Regions from separate parts of the Mus musculus genome. Here region 1 is linked to region 2. The links are chromatin loops, found by intact Hi-C in ENCODE. Cell type or tissue: left cerebral cortex. All regions are shown on one strand. Each heading gives the region's core, and the rest is flanking DNA. Links, peaks and the distances in the headings are about the cores only.

Region 1 (7,736 bases), core at 2,134-6,133, 830 kb after region 2:
TGCCCCATCTCCCTGCAGCCCGGCAGAGAAGGTGAAAGACTCCAGTCCTTGCTTTGTCTGCTTTATGGCTAGGTTTCTGCCTTCAAGGTAAGGAACAGATGTTTCCTAAGCTCCCGGGGATTTGTCTGCCTTGTTCACACCTTCAGCAGACAGTTCATTGCCGTTTTAATTTATACGGTTCTGTTTCGCTGGTGGGACAATAACTCTCGCTCCACTTTAAGTCACAAAATGGTGGCATAAGAGAAAGCTGGGCTGAACCTCATTACACCTAGCTGTGTGTTCCCCTGCCACTTGCCGGTCTGCCTCTTGCCTGAATCCAAACACAGTCAACTCGCCAGCCCAGATTGCTTCCTCTATCCGGGCTCCGGGCATCAGTTTAGTGATCTGTAATCTGAAGTTTGAAGAGACCGATACCATTGATTCACAAGGTCCATTCCAGCTCTGACATCTATTAAACTCTTACTTGTAAAAAGGAGGCTTTCAATCTCTGTGTGGCTTGTACCATCCAGAGCCTGGACGTGCATCCCACAATGCCTTTCTGCTGTGCCCTGCCGTTGAGGCTTACAGCAACAGAGGGAGAATCATTCCCAGCTGCTGGGAGCCTAATCCAGCTGCCATGTGGGGAGTTTTGTCATGCCTATTTCACAGTGGGTCATGTCAAGTCAACATGTATTTCTTAAGTGCCTCTGACAAGCCCAGAAAGAGGGTGGGACCCCCCCTGAGGCCTCAGCGAGTTCATCTGAATGGAAAAGCTTGTTTTGCTGGACTTCAGGGGGTCTCCAGCCCTGAAGGCTTGAGATTCAGTAATCCGTTGGGAGGAAAGATGCTCAGCCCCACTCCCAGACCAAGGCTCCTGTCCCAAGTCCAGATACCCAGCCACTTGGTCCCAAGGCCTAACCCACATGGAGACTAGGGAAGATACCAGTGTGCTTTTTACAGACAGGCACACCTCTGAACCGTCTATGGGGCTGAGTCCAGTCCCACTACTTCTACAGCTCCAAGATCTCTGGGCCACTCTGAGGTGGGTGGGGAAGACGCAGATTGGACGTATGCGGAATGATTTAAAGAAAGTCCCCCACACAACCACACAGTATCCCACACAACCACACAGTATCCCACACAACCTCACAGTATCCCACACAACCTCACAGTATCCCACACAACCACACAGTATCCCACACAACCACACAGTACCCCACACAACCACACAGTACCCCACACAATCTCACAGTCCAACCTGAAACTCTCAGCACAGGCAGCCAGAGTCTTTGCATGCAAGCATCTTGCTTCCAGAAGTTTCCTGATAAATGCAAATGTACACAGAAGACTAGCATGTGCTCAGACTTCTTTTCCCAGTGTCACCAACATTTTCCACCCCCTACCCGGAACCCCCCCCCCCCATTGCTCCTCCCCAGGTCTCTAAGTACAGAACAAAGGCTTCTAAGAAACACAAGAACTTCCCCATCAAGAGAGAGATAGGAATCATTTTTTTTTAAGAAAAACACTTAGAGAGGAATAAAAAGTTCACAAACACGCATGCTCTTCGACTTACACTCTATTTTGTGTCTTCAACCAGACGAAGACAAGGGAATCAGAGGAAAAAAAAAATCAGTTGGCAAGAAGAAAATAGGAGGTAATACAGAGAACTTTTTAAATCCACTATTTTATGAGAGTTTTTAGAAAGAGCATGCCTCTGCCTTTAAGGAATTATGAATCCCATCGCTGTTTCAGTTGGCCACCGGAAATCTCCTCAAATTATGACACAGATTTATTATTTAATTACAAATGGGTAAGCATTAATTGTGAGTGGGGAAATTCTGAAGGGTAATTGAAGCTTGGATCAGAATGAGGACGAGGTCTCGGTCCTCCTTATGGGGACATGGGGAAGCAGGAAAAAAAAAATCATGACTTTACCCCACACTAGCAGCAATTGGACCAGGTAGAAGAGTTTCCTAAATACATCTGGTAAACCTGAGACGGTGATTAAAGGAGACTATGTCCTCGCATTTCTTCTTGCTCCAAATGTTTTTAAAACCATCAGTTGCCATTTGCTATGGACTTAATTGTGGGCCCACAGTAGTTTGTATACTGCATCCCTAGTCCCCAGTTAGACTTATTTGGATGTCGGGCTTTAGGGAGGTATTAAAGGTTCATGGAGTCCTAGGGCCCTAACCCGTTAGTAGTGTGTCCTTGTAGGAAGAGTTAATAGACACTCCATGGAGAAAGACCCTTCCATGGCCATACAGGGGGGAAAAAAGGCTATCTAGAAGCTGGGAAGAGAGCCCTCACCATAAATTAAGTTTGTGGGGCTTCTCGCCTCCACAGAGAGAATATAAATGCCAGTCACTTAAGCCTCCCAGTGTGCAAAGTCTCTTTATGGCACCCTGAGCAGCTAATGCAACATCTGTGCAAAAGAAATGTTCTGCCCAAGGGATGAGGCTCGCTGAGGCAGTCAACAAACAGGAGTGAACCATCGTCTAGACAATGGTTTTATAGCAGAAGCTGTGATAGCGTCCTCAACAGGATTCTCCCCACAGCAGCTCTAAGCCTCTGCTTCCACAACCTCCCTCCAATGCTGGCACCAACTTAGGTGCGCCCTCCTCAGCCTGAGGAGGAACAGTGCTCAGTACCCAGGCAATGGGTACTGACTGTCTTCTCCCTTGAGTTTGCCTCCGAAGCAGTCGGAGCCGTGCCGTGGAGTCCAGGCTCGGCCTATCAGGGAGTAAAACAATGTCGCCGTGGAGAACCGGAAAACGACAATCGTTCCTGACAAGCACTCCATGAGCGCATGCGGCCTAGGTGCACCTACACCTGGACGGCTTTCTGAGTCCTAAAGGACTGGTAAAGACTGGTGTCTAGGCCAGGGACAATGTCAGGGGACACACACCTTCAGGAGGCCAGAGTTTCACAGTGTGAGGGCGATAAAGGGATGTTAAATAAAACTGGGGAGACAGGAAGGAAAAATAGCTAGGCCAAACGTTAATTTCAGGAGAGGAATCGGATTGAGGCTGAAAGCTGGAATAATCCCCTCAGCTTTTGACTAAACTCTAGCTAGAAGAGCAGAAATCTATACTTGATCATTTAAAAAGAAACAACTTTTGCTTCAAAGCTTTTAAAGAAAGATAAGAAAAAGGAGGAATTTTTTTCCTTCCCTACAAATATTTGCATTTTTTTTTTAATTTGACACTTTTAACGTCAGGCAACAGGGGACTATGGTTTGATTGGTTGGTTGGTTTTGGATACAACCGAGGGTCACAAAGGCAAGAGTACTCATACATCAGCAAACAGGACGAAGTCGTGTGATTTTTTAGTGCCTCAAATACGCCCACCAAGGCTGATGTCTAATTGCCAATGGTCCAACAATCAGTTCACAAAATTCCTGGCTACTTAACCAGTCTCTAGCAAGTACACCAGCTGGCTCCAGCACACTTTTGCAAGGCATTCTGGGTAAGCAGATGGCAGCTGGCCCAGCACAAAACCACAGACCAGAGAAACCAAGGTTTCAGAGGGCGATGTGAGGAAGCCCAATAGATCTTCCTCCCCTGGATGCAGCTCCTCGCAGGCACTACAGGGAGCTACGGACCTAGTCATTAAGCTACCCACCACCTAAGGAAGAGACACATTCCGTTCTTTAGGAAGGGTTGCCTAGACCCCGGCGCACTGTGATGGCGCCACCTGGTGGCCAAAGGAAAAACAGCCACGGAGAATCTCAGATTTCCACCACGTTTTTAAAATTCTGTATGAAATTGGTATTTCAGGAAAGAAAAAGAGTGGGGGAGGGGAATCGAAGGGAGGGACAGAAAAGGACTGGAAGGGGGTGCTACAGGAAGGGAGGGAAGGGGGAAGGAGGAGATGGGATGGAAGAGTTAGAAAAGATCTTAGCTAATCATTGGCAAACCAAAAGCTCAACTTTCCCAGGCACTTCCTAAAAATGCCCACTATGTCCCCCATAAAGAAAGATATTAAAAATGAATTACTGAAATACTTTTAATGATTTGGCCAGACAAACGCTGAGTGGTTTACCTCACTACTAGACAGTTCCATCACTCAGCTGTCGTGACCATCTATAGATACTTATGACTGGCCTATACTTTGGATATTCATGTATAATTCATCTAAATTCATTCTATGGCCCAACCTTCGAAAGAACTGCTAGCATATGCTTTTGTTTCCATAACAAAGCCAAACACAGAAGCCAGGGTAGGGTATGTACCTCTCCAGCTTAACCCTCAGTGCCTGGCACTGGCCTCTCTGCTTGGCCAGGGTTCAATACAGCCTGGTCCTAGTTAGTTCCTGGTTCCTCTGCAGAAACTCTCTCTAAAGGTTCATGCCAGTCACCTGCAGGTATTTATAGAAATCTAAGCTTTGGTTCATAAGTCAGAGAACTGGGCAGAATTGGAGCTGGCACCAGTAAGCATTAGAGTAATAGTTGATGAAACAGATTAATTAAAGAAATGCATTAACATGCATAACCGAGTGGCTCTTATTATATGTATGTGAGTTGTCCAGCTAGAGTAAAACATTTAAACTCTGTGTCTGTCTGTGTGTGTGTGTGCGCGCGCGCGTGCATGTGTGCGTGCATGTGTGTAAGAAAGCAGAGCTCGCCTTGATGATGTGTATTATTTCCACAGCCTCTGGCTGAGCTTCAAGCTCAAAACACCTTTGACTAAACACTCAGAAGCCGGTTACTGGGATCGATAAAGGAGAAAGAGTGACCTCTGCTGGCCAAGTGAGATTTTTTTTTCCCCAGCCTCTGGTCAATTTCCCAACTCTACAATGACATGATGTGTTTACAGAAATGCAGTAATGCCCTCTGCAGAATAAATGATCGGCTAATTTTTTTCTAGACTGGTGATATTTACAATCCCATCAGCAAAAAGGCCATGGCTTGTTTGGCTCAAAAACTCCTTAATGATTTGTAGAAATGAGATTCAATTAGGTTTTTTTATGCTTAATAATTATTCAGTAGAAAAAATAAGAAATGTTTTCATGTGGCAAACAATCATTTATTTTCTTTGCTTCTTGTTTATATGTCATTGATGAAATGAATAATTTGCAATTTATTTTGAAATATAGAAACTAACTAGGGTAATGATAAAACTGTTGCCCCTAAGTATCTCATTAATATCTGTAGTCATTTGATTGCTAAGCCCTCAATTTAGGAACTGAATTGTTATTTTTTGCATTTATTTAGTGTGTGTGTGTGTGTGTGTGTGTGTGTGTGTGTGTGTTCACATTGCTATGGTGTGCTTGTGGAGCACAACTTCCAGGACTCAGTTCTCTCCTTCCTGTGGTGGGCCCAGGATTGAGCCAAGGTCATAAGGCTTGGCAGCAAATGCCTTTACCCACTGAGCCATCTCCCCATCCCTAAAAGTTTTCAATTCTTTCCAATAGTCCCATTTCATAATCCATTGTGCTGTGCAGACTGGGAATGAGTTAGCTCACGCTTGAAGACTCAACAGTGCTCAGAACAAAATCACTTCCACTTCATCCCTGGGTGGCCAGATCTCTCCACAGAGCTTCCGTTGCTTTCGACAAGCAGAAGATGGGGTGCCTCGTGCTACTCTCAGACATTTTCAACTATCAGCTTACCCTGATTACAGAGGTCACTTTGGTCTCTAGTTTGTCCAAATTTAAAACAAAAATACCATATTTCAGGTTTTCCACAGAAATGCTGGGCAAAGTCTCTTTAAAATGTTTTTAATTGACTAATAATTCTGCCAATGTGACTGTTAAATCAAGAAGGTGAAAGAGGAGAGACACCCAGAGAGCAAGCTCTGAGCCCCACTCAGTGAGGGAAACTGGCCCATATGTCAATAAACTATAAAAATTCTCAAATGCCTATAAAAGGCATCAGTATCCAGTGTCATATAACTCATGCACCATCGTTACCAATAAAATATTCAAATTAAATGAAGGGTTTATTTTAAATCTTTTTTATATTCCTACATAATGAAAGGCTAGTATTTCTGTCACATGCCTTTCTGAAGCCAACACTCTCCCTTTCCCTAGCTCTCTGGCTGACAAGAGGCCAGACTACTTCACACTCAGAAACACTTTGAAAATCAGAGAGTAGACATGGAAGGAGAGAGGGAAGATGAAGCCATAATCATTATGGTGTGTGCTGGTCTCCTGCACCTGCGGGGGGGGGGGGGGGGAACGAGGACAGAAACACGTAGATGAACTGTGGAGAGAATATCTTGTGTGTTCTATGGATGCATCACCTGTCAATTACAAAAACCTACAGCCTATAGGAAAGGGTAGAATAGAAGGTGGGACATCTGGGAGGGAGAAAGAATTCTGGGATAGAGCCAGGAGCAGGAGATTGGCCTGGGAAGATGTGACAAGACAGAGGCATGGCACCTGAGCACAGGTAACCAGCCATGGGGCAGAAGGTAGACTAGAGTAACTGGATTATAATAAGTTATGATCTAGTCAGAGAAGAGCCGAACTATATGGCAAGGTATTTGTAAATAGATTTAGAGTCTGGGTCTTGTTTCTTGGAGCGTAGAGTGGGAGGAAGAACCAAAGTGTAACTTCTACAACCAACTCTGACACAATTCCTGGAACTGGCCATGATGTCTTCCCTTCCTTGCTTTTCATTTGCTAACACACACACTAATCCCAGCGCTCGGGAGGCAGAGGCAGGCGGATTTCTGAGTTCGAGGCCAGTCTGGTCTACAAAGTGAGCTCCAGGACAGCCATGGCTACACAGAGAAACCCTGTCTCGAAAAAACCAAAAAAAAAAAAAAAAAAAAAAAAAAGAATGAACAATCTTTCCTAAGAATACCAATTGACACTCCTCAACACACATGGTTTTGTCTTGGTTTACTCTATGAAATGGTATAGAGAAGATCTTTAAGAAAAGATACAGACCTTGCTATGTGTTGAATGTGTCCTCCAAAGTCCATGAGCCAGGAACTTGGTTTCAGTACAACAGGGTTGAAAAGTGGGAATCTCTAAGACTTGATTAGACACTGAAAATTATCACATCAAGAGTGGATCCGCAGGCAGGGGTAGGGGTGTGGGCCTTTTACTTTAGCACTTGGGAGGCAGAGACAAGTGGATCTCTGCATTTGGGGGCAGCCTGGTCTACAGAACAAGTTTTAGTTACAGGGTCACAAAGAGAAATCCTGTCATCATCATCATCATCATCCTCCTCATCCTCGTCATCATCAGCATGCATCAGCATTCAGTGCTGCAGGAGTGAATCTGCTACCGCAGGTTTGCAGTGAAAGCCGTTCAGCCCTCGTCTGTCTCTGCCTCGTGTGCAGGTGTTCTTGTTCACCTTCTGCCTTCCTCTGTGGAACGACACTGCCCTTGCTAGATGCTGGTGCCTTAATATTGAACTTCCAGCCTCCTACACCTTGAGAAATAAATACTGTTTTCTTTACAAATGACCCAGTCTATGATATACTGCTCTAGCAACATGCGTTAGACTAAAATGCAGACCTGGAACTAAGAAAGCTCGATTCGGAGCTGGGACTGTAGCTCAGTTGGTGAAGTAGCTCAGTTGGTGAAGTGCTTGCCTTGCATGCAAGAAGCCCTGGCTTTGGTCCTCAACACCACGTAAGCTGGTCACAATGGTGCACACCTATAACCCCAACACTGAAGGGGTCAAGCAAGAGCACCAGACATTCAGGATCATCCTTGGCTATATCGGGAGTTCAAAACCAGCTTAGGCTAATGTGAGACCTGCCTCAAAATCAAAAGAAAAATGTGGAGAAATGGGGAAG
Region 2 (7,736 bases), core at 1,857-5,856:
AACAGAGTCAACTAACCTGGACCCTTGGAACTCTCAGAGACTGAGAGTAACCAAAGAGCATACATGGCTGGACCTAGCCTCCCCAGATACATATAGCAAATATTCAGCTTCATGTGGTCTTCATGTGGACTCCAAAAACTGGAGCAGGGGCTACCCCAAAAGTTGTTGCTACCAGGCTGTGGGATATGTTCTTCTAGCTGGGCTGCCTTGCCTGGCCTCAGGGGGAAAGGATGCCCCTAAACCCACAGAGACGTGAGGTACCAGGGAGGGCCTCTACCCTCTCACAGGAGAAAGGGAATGAGTAGAGGCAGGGATTGTGTGTGTGTGTGTGGGTGGGTGCTCAGAGGGACGCAGTGATGGGGATGTAAAATGAATTTAAAAAAAAAAAACATGAAAAGTGAAAATGGTCTTTTATATCATAAGTAAACTCTGCCTGAGACTGCAATGAGAATTCTCACTCCCAAGTGTAACTGTAATTTTGTTACTGTTCTGAGTCATAATGTAAATTTCTCATATCCAGAAGAGCTGAACTGCAACCAAAGGCGTTCACAACCCACAGGTGAAGAAGAATCACTGCTCTAAGAACTGTGAAGGACAGATGATGAGTCTGCGTGAGGCACAGGGGCTTTATGTTCCATGACGATAGTGACATAGCTTATTATGGGATAGATACAGCACTGTACTGAGGCCTCCCAGCCAGAGCAATACCCTGAGTCAGGGACTCAGTCAATGAGAGTTAAGGGCAGGTGAGTGCCTGCTGTGCAAAGCATCACCTGAGTAGCGTGGAGAGTCTCCTCTTGCTCTAATACTCTAATAATACCCGAAACCTGTCAGATCACCTCCACAGCAACCCTTGCTTTGATTCAACAAACATACTACGTTCTGAAAGCTCAGATTAAAATATGAGTGGGCTATCTGGAAGAAATAAATTCACTAATTTATTAGTAAAAATAAAAATTAAGTCCTTTCAAAGTAAACCGGTTGAAGTGATTTGATTAGCCAGCTGAAATTCCATAGAAAGCTTCAAGTGGCAATTTCTCCTTCATAGAGAACATTCAGGAAGGATGATAATTCCTTATTACTGCTGCCAGGGGGAGGGCCAAGCCTGTGCTCCACTGAGAGCGTATGGGCCTCTGGGCATCCCATGGGCACTAGGAACCCCAGGCTGACTTGCAGAGGTGCCAGGGATAAGCAGGTAATGGAAGATAGAGGTGCTGCAAAAGAGAAGAGCCAGGGATTTCTGGAAGGAAACAGAGGGAGAGACGAACAGTTCCTCCTTTAATTGATGTGCTCAAGCTTCTAAGCTGCTCTTGAGATTTATCAACATATATCACAGTATGCTATAAGCTACAACAAAGCAAAAGCAAACCAAAACAACCCAAAACCAAAACAGAGGCCTGAAAGAGTTAAGTGAGGACCCAAATCTACTGAGTTAGCCTGTGGACTGGCATCTTCTCTGTCACTGCAGCATCTCAGCATGGACCTCAATGACTTTAACCTCTCAGGGACAGTGACACAAAGAAAGTGGCTTGCTAACAGACACTTGGAAATGCAAGACTGAGTTCAGCCTTTTTCTGGACAATGTGGTCTATGTAAATGAACTGCAGAGCCACATAGATGGCAGAGATAGAAGTTGTAAGCCTAGATATAGTCACTGAGGAGAAGTGTAAGTGGACTTGTTGAGCCATTTATGGAATGCCTAGTTTGTAACAGCATAGGAGTAGCAGGGTCACACCACATACCACACACACACACACACACACACACACACCAATAAGCAAAATATACCAAAAAGAAAATTTAAATAAGTCATACTACACAGAAACATCTTACATCCAAAAGAAAATGATCTCAGACCTCTCTTTTCATTATAAAAAATTAGCTATGTTGTAACTGTTCCAGTATCATTGGCATTCCTACCAGGCATCTAGCCATTTTGAGAGCTAGCTGGGCATAGATTGTCCCCAAATCCATCATTTTTATTTTATGAATGTATTGTAGAGCCCAGTTTTATAGTTTTCACTTCCAAACTCTGCCAAAATAAAAAAAAAAGACTCAAATACCCTTCTAAACATCAAATGATGTCTATTTTAACTTATTTAATCTTCTCTTAGTGATACCTGGTGACAGAGATCTGTAATTTCAGGACTTGGGAGGTTGAGGCACAAAGGATTATAGGTCCACAAATTCAAGGTCAGCCTGGGCAACATAGTGAGGCCTTTTTTCAAAATAAAACAACCCTTTCCCCATTCCAGTGTCTGGTTAAGATGACAAGTATACAAATACCCTGGTGTTCTAGAAGAGAGGAAACTAGCAGAGAGATGCAACTGAGGCACGATCTTGAGGTAAAAATACTCAAAGTAAGTTCACAAAACTATCAGCCTTTGCCATGCAGTAAGCAAGGCATCATTCTCTTCTAGATGGAGGTGTTACAGTGCTAGGCTTTAAACTGTGTCAGCATAGTTATGACAATCTTCAACAGAGCTGACCTCAAAGGAGAGATGGCTCAGAGCAGGCTGTGTCAACTGTCCACCATCCATTCCCTCCATCAGTGCAGAGAATGCTGTCTGTATCAGTAGCAGAAACAATGCCAAGGGTGAACTATTTAAGAAACGTGTTCAGACACAGGAAAGGAAAGCACCAGAGCTGGGATTTGAACCAGTGTGCTTGCTTGTTTGCCTTTTCTTTTTCTTTTTTCTTTTTCTTTTCCTTTTTCTTTTTCTCTCGTTTTTGCTTTCTCTCTCTCTCTCTCTCTCTCTCTCTCTCTTTCTTCCTTTCTTTCTTTCTTTCTTTCTTTCTTTCTTTCTTTCTTTCTTTCTTTCTTTCTTTCTTTCTTTCTTTCTTTCTTTCTTCATTTGTTTCTCTTGTTGTGACCTTATTACAGAAGGTCCTCTGTGTAACAACCCTGGTAGTCCTGGAACTAGCATTGTAGACCAGGCTGGCCTCAAACTCACAGAGATCCACCTGCCTCTGCCTCCCAGGTTCTGGAATTAAAGGTGTGCACCACCATATCTAGCTCAGCTTTCATTTTTGTTTTGTTTTGCTTTGCTTTTGATTATGTTTTTGTTTTTTATTGTTTGTTGCTTGCTTGCTTGTTTGCTTGTTTTGGTGGAGTTGTTTTTTGTTTGTTTGTTTGTTTGTTTGTTTGGTTGGTTGGTTGGTTGGTTCCCTTGATTATTTGGGGAAGGCAGGGTGGTTGATGCTCTCACATACCAGCTGCCTTGATAGAAATAAGTCTAATAGTGTTCTATTCTTTTTCAGGAAATACGAAGATAAAAATATAAAATTTAGCTTTTGACAAACTACAAGAAAAAAAAAAAAACAAAACACAACAAAACCCCACAGCCCTAGAGAGTCAACCTTTACTTTTGCCTTGGATGGTAACTGGATGCTTCCCAGGAGATTTCAAGTAGCCAAGCACAAAAGCACCTTTTCTCACAGCTATAACCAACAGAAATCTGAAAAGCAAAAGTCAGAGATGGATCTGAAAACCCCAAAGGAGAACTTCATTTCACTGACCGCTCCAGGGCCACAGGCTCCATCAGCCTTCTATACCTTCGACTCCTGGGGAAAGACAGGCCTGAAGTTCACTCTGTCTTAAATGCCTATGCCCACCAGAGCTTCCTGCAGGGAGCACTAGATGGTATGAATTGCTAGCCAAACCCATCCTGTCGCTTGACTTAAACATTTACATCACATATCTCAAGAAGACTCATTTTAGTAGCTGCCTTTTTTGAAACACCTACACCTGAAATTAAAATACCAAAAGGAAAGCATCCTCCAGTCTTTCCCAGTGAGCAGATGGGCCTGAGTGGATCCAACCATGGAGCATGAAGCACCAGATTGTGCATCTCTTCACAGAGCCTCAAATTAGAAATTTCAGAGCATCGTGGATTGCAAGATGAAATCTGTTTTCCCCCCGAGAAGAAGATTCTGTGCTGACCTGATGCCAGCCTAGAAGCCTCTGTCTCTCCAACAAGGCATTCTGCAAGTAAAACGCACTGCACCATCTACTTAATTAGCTATTGCTCTCAACCATTCAGAGCTTCAGATGACTAGTATTTATAATTTTATGGTTGAGTTTACTTGTCCAAAACATGTCCTGAACAATTCACTGGTGTCTAATTTCATAGCAGCTCCGTAAGGCTGGAGACCAGAGGAGCAACTGAAACGCTTCAGCCCACCTTCTCTCAGGACCAGATGTGGCTGGGCATGGTATGAATGACAGACCAAGGCACCTGATGCCTCTGAGCATTTGCCTGGGGTCTCTGCGTTGACCTCAAGAGAATTCCATCCTCTAAGGAGGAGATGGGAGCTGAGGGCGCTTGGCCAGGTGTCTGCAGGGAGACAAAGGAAGAAAACACACCTCACCACTGGAGAATGAGGGACTTGCTGAAAGCAATGGATAGACAACTAGTTTTGAGGCGGTGCCTAAGTGCTTACATGACTCAGACACCCCTCTTGAAACATCCTAAGTTTAGAGACAATTGGAAATCCGGACGACTTGCCAATACATAAGATATAGCATATTTATTTGCTGGCGTGGTATTCAGCAGTCAAAAGCAGTGCATTAAGTTTACACAAACTGGCATGGATCAATCTCAAAAAACAAACCACCGAATAGAAACACAACTTGCAGACAACATATGCAGCATGGTGGCATTTGACTAAAAAAAGAAGAAGAAATAGCATGTATACACACACACACACACACACACACACACACACAAAACATATATTTCTCTAGGCATGTACATATCCATAGGTGAATCATGAAAACATGCTTTTTGGGTAAATCAGTTTTAATTTTTCCAAGAATATTAATACTACCCCATGGGCAACGTATGTCAATACCTTGAGGAAGTAATTTTTCTCAGTCTCTTGAATTATCTTAACTGGCTAACTGTCAGCTTTTGGACACAGAAATCTACACGTAGGGGAGAATGTATAACCTATATTTACACACTATCAGTATTTTTTATTAAGTTAGAGAGCATAGAATTACTTTAAAATCTAAAAGGACATCTTCCCAACTCACCAGCGAATAGTCTGAAGGATCCTTTGAGCAGATTGTAAAAGAGTCTGGACATGTGAATAAAAAAGATTAAGCCAATTTTCAATGATTTTGAGAATAAATAGATTAAAATAATAATAGTCTACACTATGTCCTGAATCCTGATCATAAGACAGGCACTCATAGGCATTTTACATGCCTTAGTGCATTCAACTTTCATGTAACTTCAGGTAGTCGGCATCCTCACTACCAAATACTCTCTTTAAAATGTGAGAAACGGCTGCCCAAAGGGAAATTGTGGGAAGTGGAGGAACCAGCATTGAGAATCTCAGCCAGATTTGTGTCCAACCAGTGTGGCCCCAGTGGCTCCTACAACTCTGCTTTGATGACAAAGAGGCCATGCCTACTCTTCTTGGAAACTGAGCACACTAGCCTCTAGGGCATAGTGTCTAGAATATGAACATGACGTGGATTCTGTTCCTGGTTGGAGACCTGTGATGGTTTATACAAAACATCTCCAGACCTGACCCTTTGTTCCAGGAGGATAGAGACAGAATGAAGCCCTGTGAACAGGGCTAAGAGAAGCCTGACTCCTGCCACTCAGAGCTAGCAGCTAAAATGGTTGGTTAGGTTCCTTGACTCAGCGAGTACTGTCAAGAAAAGAAAATGTTACCAGTAAGTGGTTTTCTTTTTCAACGAACTTCAAGATTGTCTTTAAAGAGGCTGACCCAGCATACACATTTGTTTTTATCTCAATATAGGTATATGGAAACTTACATAGAAGCATAGATTTATTGGACCATTCAAATGCACTTTCTATATAATTCAAAGATGTACATAAAATAGGATTTCTTTTTTATGCCTTTGTTTTTTTTTGTTTTTGTTTGTTTGTTTGTTTGTTTGTTTGTTTTGTTTTGTTTTGGCTAGGTTTTATACAGAAGGTCAATTCTCTCTTGAAAATGACAAGTGTGCTTCTATTTTCTGTCTCTCCACAAACTGTGAAAAGCTGACAAAAATTCCCAGAGTGAAATCACCAAAGGAAAATGAGAGTGGAGTTAATGCATTTAATCCTTTTATTAATGTGAATATGATGGAGATGCTGGAGGTCTACAAATATACAGAAAAGAACGCTAACAATGTTTAAAATGTAGGACCTGAGGAGAAGACCTGAGTTATCATCCCCAGCAGGTATATAAAAGCATAATGTTGGTAAAGCCTCAGTGTTGTGGGGCAGCAGTAAGCAGATACCGGCAGATAATAGGCTAGCCTGCTTAGATGGATCAAGGAGCTCTGGGTTCAATGAGAGACCCTGTCTCAAAAGATAGAAAACAACAGAGGAAGACATCCAGTGTCAACCTTTAACCCCCCTCTCCCCACACACATTTCACATTTTTCAAAGTTAAAAATTAACTGAGGTGTTGGAAACATGACTCAGTGGTTAAGAGTACATGCTACTCTTGCAGGGACCCAAGTTCTGTTTCCATGTTAGGTGGGTCACAACTGTCTATAACTCCATCTCTGGAGAATTGATGCCTTATTCTGATGCCTAAACACAAGTGGCATGAAACACACATATACACACACATGAACACACACAGAGAGAGTCACAGAGAGAGGGAGAGAGAGAAATAAAAACAATGCTAAAGTAATTTTGAAACTTCAGGAACAAAATCAGAGGGGGGTTAAATAAGAAAATATGGCCTAGTCAAGGATAGTTAAGTCGGCAGTGAAAATCATGCAATGCATAAGAACTTTGACGTAGCAAAGGTCATGGACTTCACCCATGCACATAAGAACTGGGATGTAGCAGTGCAGCAGGAAGCACCAAACAGGAGGCAGACTGAGTGCTTGAGCTGAGGGAGACAGGAGACAGGAATTTGCAGTTTCCATTTGCCATGGTCAGAAATCAATATCTAAACAACTATCCACTTTTAGAACTAAACAGACCTTCTCTTCCCACACTCTTCAGAAACCAAGGCCACAGTTGCCCTCCACAATCCAAAACTGCTACCAGAAGTGTAGCATTTGTTCACTGGCCTCTTCCTCATAGGGTACCAATCTCCAGACTCTGTTGCACATTTCTTTCTTTCTTTCTTTCTTTCTTTCTTTCTTTCTTTCTTTCTTTCTTTCTTTCTTTCTTTCTTTCTTTCTTTCTTTCTCTCTCTCTCTCTTTCTTCTTTCTTTCTTTCTTTCTTTCTTTTTTTTTTTTAGATATTTTCTTTATTTACATTTCAAATGCTATCCTGAAAGTTTCCTGTACCCTCCCCTCACCCTGCTCCCCTACCCACCCACTCTCACTTCCTGGCCCTGGCGTTCTCCTGTACTGGGGCATATAAAGTTTGCAAGACCAAGGGGCCTCTCTTCCCAATGATGGCCTACTAGGCCATCTTCTGATACATATGCAGGTAGAGACATGAGCTCCGGGGGTACTGGTTAGTTCATATTGTTGTTCCACCTATAGGGTTGCAGACCCCTTCAGCTCCTTAGGTACTTTCTCTAGCTCCTCCATTGGGGGCCCTGTGATCCATCCAATAGCTGACTGTGAGCATCCACTTCTGTTTTTGCCAGGCACTGGCATAGCCTCACACGAGACAGCTATATCAGGGTCCTTTCAGCGAAATCTTGCTGGCATATGCAATAGAGTCTGGGTTTGGTGGCTAATTATGGGATGGATCCCCGGGTGGGGCAGTCTCTGCATAGTCCATCCTTCATCTTAGCTCCA

What was found. Hi-C counts contacts between places; a loop is a spot of excess contacts. Peaks named below come from ENCODE experiments on the same cell type or tissue, not always from the same donor. Only the 100,000 strongest peaks of a DNase experiment are listed, where the experiment ranks them.
Region 1: a loop joins it to region 2, with 4 times the contacts of the local background. A loop is called at or near these places in 2 of 42 quality-filtered maps.

What each region holds. Positions count from the first base shown.
Region 1 is chr1:75,649,686-75,657,421 of GRCm38, reverse strand. No RefSeq gene overlaps it. Among named protein-coding and RNA genes, the nearest start is that of Slc4a3, 110 kb to the right of the region's middle. In left cerebral cortex, for the core only: CTCF peaks have their summits at 3,677 (motif pointing left) and 4,734 (motif pointing left); DNase peaks (open chromatin) are centred at 3,482, 3,638, 4,191 and 4,708; H3K4me3 peaks cover 249 bases.
Region 2 is chr1:76,480,466-76,488,201 of GRCm38, reverse strand. No RefSeq gene overlaps it. Among named protein-coding and RNA genes, the nearest start is that of Gm17751, 4.8 kb to the left of the region's middle. In left cerebral cortex, for the core only: a CTCF peak has its summit at 3,638; DNase peaks (open chromatin) are centred at 3,797 and 4,346; H3K27ac peaks cover 1,291 bases.